Regions from separate parts of the Homo sapiens genome. Here region 2 is linked to region 1. The links are chromatin loops, found by intact Hi-C in ENCODE. Cell type or tissue: heart right ventricle. All regions are shown on one strand. Links, peaks and the distances in the headings refer to the core of each region. The heading gives the core; the rest is flanking DNA.

Evidence for each region. Peaks named below come from ENCODE experiments on the same cell type or tissue, not always from the same donor. Only the 100,000 strongest peaks of a DNase experiment are listed, where the experiment ranks them.
Region 2: a loop joins it to region 1, with 4 times the contacts of the local background. A loop is called at or near these places in 60 of 110 quality-filtered maps.

The regions. Positions count from the first base shown.
Region 1 is chr20:45,318,628-45,321,531 of GRCh38, forward strand. No RefSeq gene overlaps it. Among named protein-coding and RNA genes, the nearest start is that of MATN4, 12 kb to the left of the region's middle. RefSeq lists an enhancer at 2,654-2,703. In heart right ventricle, for the core only: a CTCF peak has its summit at 1,100 (motif pointing right); a DNase peak (open chromatin) is centred at 1,111.
Region 2 is chr20:45,372,692-45,375,595 of GRCh38, forward strand. It overlaps TP53TG5 (TP53 target 5), which reads right to left. Exons shown (of 5, transcript NM_014477.3): 4 at 2,348-2,861; 5 at 1-1,320. The coding sequence ends at 1,216. All of the region lies in intron 3 of SYS1-DBNDD2 (SYS1-DBNDD2 readthrough (NMD candidate)), which reads left to right. It also overlaps a transcript of SYS1 not described here. Among named protein-coding and RNA genes, the nearest start is that of TP53TG5, 4.2 kb to the right of the region's middle. RefSeq lists an enhancer at 652-711. In heart right ventricle, for the core only: CTCF peaks have their summits at 1,350 (motif pointing right) and 1,556; DNase peaks (open chromatin) are centred at 196, 396, 1,040 and 1,340; H3K4me3 peaks cover 1,551 bases; H3K27ac peaks cover 1,444 bases.

The DNA of each region.
Region 1 (2,904 bases), core at 89-2,588:
CCTGTGGCCCCTGAAGGTGAATCTTGGCTGAGGAAGGCAGCAAATGAGTTGAATGGGAAATGTCCCTGAAATGAGCGCCTGACTCACCGTCCATGGTGGTGTTGAAGCAGGCAGCCAGGAGGGAGGAGGCTGAGAAGAGTGTCATAGCGCACCACATGGGGAATTGGGGCTCAAGCGCTCATCGTCCAGCCCTGCCCCCAAAGTCTTCCTCCACCACTCCTCAAGGCAGGAGTCCCAGAAGCCAATAATCTAGGTTGGACCAAAAGCCCAGACCCAGCCATACAGCTCTGTCTTAGTCCTCACCCATCTCAGGGGATCCTATAACCTTTGGTGTCCCCAAGGTATCCATCTGGAAGTCTGTGACCAAAGCTCCAGCCCTGGCCTAGCTTCTGAGTTCCAGCTGCTGAAACTGTCCTTGGAGGTCTTCCTTGCACTGAGTCTGAAGCCATCTAACATCAAACTCCTTTCCCTCTCCACCTGCCTTGCAGCACCACCTCTAGCTCCTTCCCCCACACCACCCAGTCACCCAGGCCTAAGGATCCCACCCCCACTTCCACACTACCATATGCCTCCTGTTTTCCTCTCCCTCCACTACTGCCCTGCCAGGTCCTGTGTCGCCTCTTCCAAAATTTCCCAAACTACTCTAGGTAGAACTAGCTATATAATTTGTGGGCCCCAGTGCAAAATGGCCCGTTGTTCAAAAATTATTCAAGAATTTCAATTCGACTGAACACGGGATTAAAAAAAAAAAAAGAACTTCAAGACAGCCACAGGAAATGATGAAACCAAGTGCAGGGGCCTTCCAAGCACAGGCTGCACAACCACGAAGCCAGCCCTGGCCCCAGGCTTTTTTCTTGTATTCCCACAGACCCTCAATGGGACCATATCGACTGCCTGCTTTGGATCAAAGGTTTTACCTACATGCCCATTGTCTCCTCTAGGCTGCCATCTTCATGGGGAAAGGAGCTCTTATCTCTGCATGTCCTAAAGGGTGCATCACAATGCCTCGCATGTTGAGTTGGTGCTCAATAAACAGTGAATTGCATTATATGGCATTGGCAGATATTTAGATATTGCTAATGCAAAGTGAAACCGGCAGGTGGCACTGTTCTCCACCCGAGCATTAAGTTCTCATTTTATTTATATTTAAAAACCGGGCCTTAATCCCAGCCCTTTGGTAGGCCGAGGCGCAAGGATCACTTAAGCCCAGGAGTTCGAGACCACCCTGGGCAACATAACAAGACCCCCTCCCCCATCTCTACAAAAAAATGTAAAAATAGGGCCGGGCGCAGTGGCTCACGCCTGTAATCCCAGCACTTTGGGAGGCCGAGGCGGGCGGATCACGAGGTCAGGAGATAAGAGACCAACCTGGCTAACCCGGTGAAACCCCGTCTCTACCAAAAAATACAAAAAATTAGCCAGGCGTGGTGGCGGGCGACTGTAGTCCCAGCTACTTGGGAGGCTGAGGCAGGAGAATGGCGTGAACCCGGGAGGCGGAGCTTGCAGTGAGCCGAGATCGTGCCACTGCACTCCAGCCTGGGGGACAGAGTGAGACTCCGTCTCAAAAAAATAAAAAAATAATAATAATAATTAGCCGGTGTGGTGGTGCACGCCTGTAGTCCCAGCTATGGGGTGGGGGCGGGGGGATGCTGAGGAGGGAGGATCACTGGAGCACAGGTAGTGGAAGCTGCAGTGAGCTGTGATTGTGCCACTACACTCCAGCCTGGGTGACAGAGGGAGACCCTTTGGGGGTTTATGCACAGAATTCTACATACTTCCAGGGAATTTCCTAACACTAAAACCCATTTATGGATTAATTTAGTCCTCTTTATATTAGAATCATTTGCCACGCTATAAAAATTAATATACCGGGCCGGGCGCAGTGGCTCACGCCTGTAATCCCAGCACTTTGGGAGGTCGAGGTGGGTGGATCACCTGAGGTCAGGAGTTTGAGACCAGCCTGGCCAACATGGTGAAACCCTGTCTCTACTAAAAATTCAAAACATTAGCCAGGCGTGGTGGCGTGTGCCTGTAATCCCAGCTACTCAGGAGGCTGAGGCAGGAGAATTGCTTGAACCCAGGAGGCAGAGGCTGCAGCGAACTGAGATCACGCCACTGCACTCCAGCCTAGGGTCTCTCCAGCAGAGTGAAACTCCGTCTCAAAAAAAAAAATAATACTAATAATATACCGGCCACGCCATGGAACAATTCTATTAACATCTCTGAGTGTGGAGCTCAGGCATCTGTATTGTTTGAAACCCTCCCATGTGAATCTAGTGAGCAGCCAGGGTTAAGAATCATGGCCCTAGTCAGTATTTCCTCCTCATTTTATAGATGGGGAAACTGAGGCTCCAAGAGAGGAGGCTAAGGTCACAGCAGATGGCAAAGCCTACAATTGATTCAAATCCTGCACTCCTACCACTAAATCTGGGGCTCTGAGTTTCTCTTCATTCTCATTCTACCACGCTGCTGTGTGTAGGTGACATGTGTGTTGCAGAGGGTGGGGATGGGGCATGTAGTGAGGATAAGGCCCAAATCTCCAATTTACCAGCTCTCATGCTGCCTGGTGTTCCACCATTATTAACAAGCTAGTTCCCCAGTAAGTACCGACCTTGGGGTTTCTCTCTCTTTCTTTCTTTCTTTTTTTTTTTTAACTTCTATTAAGTTATAACCACAGCATAGGTAAAATTCTCTGACAGCTTCCCCCTGGGTAGGGCACAGACCTGTGAAGATGGCAAGGGAAAGAGGAAGTGGTTTTAAGGGAAGTGAAACCCATAATACATCTATAAGGTTGTGGCCAGGCATGGTGGCTCACACTTGTAATCCTAGCACTTTGGGAGGCCGAGCCAGGCAGATCACTTCAGATCACTTGAGGTCAGGAGTTCCAGACCAGCCTGGCCAACA
Region 2 (2,904 bases), core at 107-2,606, 54 kb after region 1:
GGTTACTGGGGTGGAATTTGCACGGGAATTAGCGGGGTGGTGGGGGCGGAGGTAGGCACCGACCGTAGGGGAGCTCCAGGAAGATTGCGCTGGGAGCAGGAGCTCGGGAGCACGCAGCAGCCACTATGAGGTGCTAAGCAGTCCCCGCGCTGTGGCTCCGCCCAGGCTGGTCCGCGCGGCAGCTGATGCCCAGTCTTGGTGCCCAGTAATGGTGGGGAGGAGTGTGTGAGTGGGCGGGGTGGGAGGGGGGGAGAGTCCATCCAATCGTTCTCCCTCTGTCCCAAACTGGAGATCTATCTGCATCGCTGCCCTGACCCCCAATCCCGGAGAGCTCTGTGCCCCTCGATGGCTCCACTGCTCTCCCGAGGGCGCCCACTCCATGCAGCCTGCCTCTGGGGAATATGGAGGTCTTCGTCCGGAGAAAACTCGGGCTCCCTTGGCTTTCCTCTCCCCAACGGCATGGTTAGGACCCTGTGACTCCTACCGACAGAGGGTGACCCCGGCCAGATGGGGTCGACCAGGGCTTGGGGTTGAGGTCTTCAGATTGAGGGTGGACCTGCCATGTCACCCTGGAGCAGTAGAGATGCAGTACCAGCTCCCCCTCCTGATCCGGTGCCTTCTGTGATCTGTGACCAAGGCAGGACACATTTGGAGGCCCAGCTGACATCCACTTTTTGACACCAGCCACAGTGCAATCAGTTTTTGACAATCAATTTTTGACAATCAGGTCGCAATGCACGCGCATGACCTACAGGGTGCTGGGGCTATTCCGCCTGCCTCGTGACTTCTGAGCAGGCTCTCATTTCGCCTTTTCCCTTTCTTGGGAAAATGGAATGGGGAGCAACCAGGAGCCCTTGCTCCTGCCACTTTCTAGCTGAGTGAGCCTGGGCAAGTTACTTGCTGCCTCCGCGCCGCGGTTTCCTCTTGCGAGCTCGCGGGGCGATTGTGAGGCACTTTGCACCCAGGAAGCACACGAGCGCCCTGACTTCACAGAGCGCGCCACTCAGGAGACTAGCTCGCGGAGGTGGGGGAGGGGTGCTGCTCGCTGGCTTCTTTGGTTCTAGACTGACCTTAGGGGCCTCGGGGTGGGGGTGGGGGAAGCCTGAAGTCGCGACACAGGCTCCCTCTACCGAAGGCCTCTTTCCTTCATCCTTCCCAGCCCCAGACAAACAGGCAGAGTAAGCAGTATTCGTCTTAGGTGCCATATGGAAGATCTTATTTGTAGACTCGTGAATTTCGCCACCCATTCCTCCCCTTCAGCTGATGGCGCGATCTCCACCCTCTGCTCGCACCTCTGGCTCTCGTCCAGGTCACATCAACCTGCCAGCAGAAACCTCGGTGTTAGGCGCTAAGACTGTCCCCAGGGGGCGCTGGTCGTTTGGGGAGCGGGCGCAGGGACAAGGGTGCTGTGGTGTCTGGTAGGTTGGAAATGCCTTTGCTAAAAAGGAAAAGCCTCCCTTTAAGCTAGACCCGGTGGGCACTCACCCCCTTCCTTTCGTGGGACTTTCATTCTCCCACGAAAGGGCTGCGGTATTTTCTTCTTTTTTTGCTAAGGAACTTTCTGCTCAGAGTAAATCTTTTTTTCCTTTCTTTTTTTTTAAGACAGGGTCTTGCTCTCTTGCCCAGGCTGGAGTGCAGTGGCGAAGTCACAGCTCACTGCAGCCTCGACTCCTGGGCTTAAGCGATCCTCCGACCTCAGCCTCCTGAGTAGCTGATACTACAAGCGCAAGGCACCACATCTGGCTAATTTTTAAATTTTTTGTAGAGACAGTGTCTCATTATGTTGCCCAGGATGGTCTTGAACTCCTGGCCTCAAGCAGTCTTCCTGCCTCGACCTCCCAAGGTGCTGGGATTACAGGCGTGAGCCACCATGCCTAGCCTGTTCAGAGTAAATCTTATTTGAGGCATGAATCAATCAAACATAAATAGAGAGTTGAATTGATCTTAGAGGGAATGGGATGCAGCAAAGCCCTACTTGACCATCTCCCCCCTCCCACATTTGGAAATCCTTAAACCCACTTATGTAGGCCTCTGACTGTGAGATTCAGAGCCACAGCAGTTTCCACCTCTGCTAAGGCCTTCAGGCAGTGAGATGGCTCACTTCAGTGCCCCTCCTTCCACACATCTCCTAGCTGTATCCTGAGACGCCTCAACCTAGTCACTACCCTTCTGTATGATGTTGGTCTAAGGCTTCCCCCTCTCTGGACATGAAGGCGGAGCCTCCCAGCACTACCAGCCACACACCACTCAAGACTCCAGATCCTGAACCCTGACTCTGGGGCCCAGCTCTGGGCCTGGCTTGGGGCTTGCATCTCACCTAGCCTGGCAGTGTTGTTGTCACACCCACCTTGTATGGATGCCACATAGGCATTTCAAGTGATGCGGAGCAGAAGCGGGTGCAGCGGCGCTTGACCCAACGCAGGGTGGAGGATCTGCACATCACCCTGGGCGCCGGGAGGTGGATTCGTGTGGGCAGCCCCTCAAACCAGATCCACTGGTCGGCTACATCCAGCTGCTTCATGTGCCCCATGGGAGTTCTATTGCGGTAGGGCTTAATGAAGATGACTCGGGGGCCCTCGGTGAGTGGTTGCCTCCCCTGGACTCCAGGGTTCAAGCTATCATCCCTCGATGTCCTTGGAACCTCAGGCTCTATATGCTTTTCTTTCCGTGGCATTGCCGCCAATGACGTTTTCTCCTTGTTCCTCATCCCTGACTGCACCTGGGACTTCCACTCCTTGTACTCTTTTTTCTTAGGGTCCCCTGTGGACTCTAATTTCTTGGACTTGAGTTCCTTCTCGGAGCACCCGATCTCCTGGAACTCTTCATTATTTTGTTTTGTTTTATTGCAGGCACTGTTTTCCCTGGCAGGGAGAGGAAAGGCAGTCAGCACAGCAGGACCGAGGC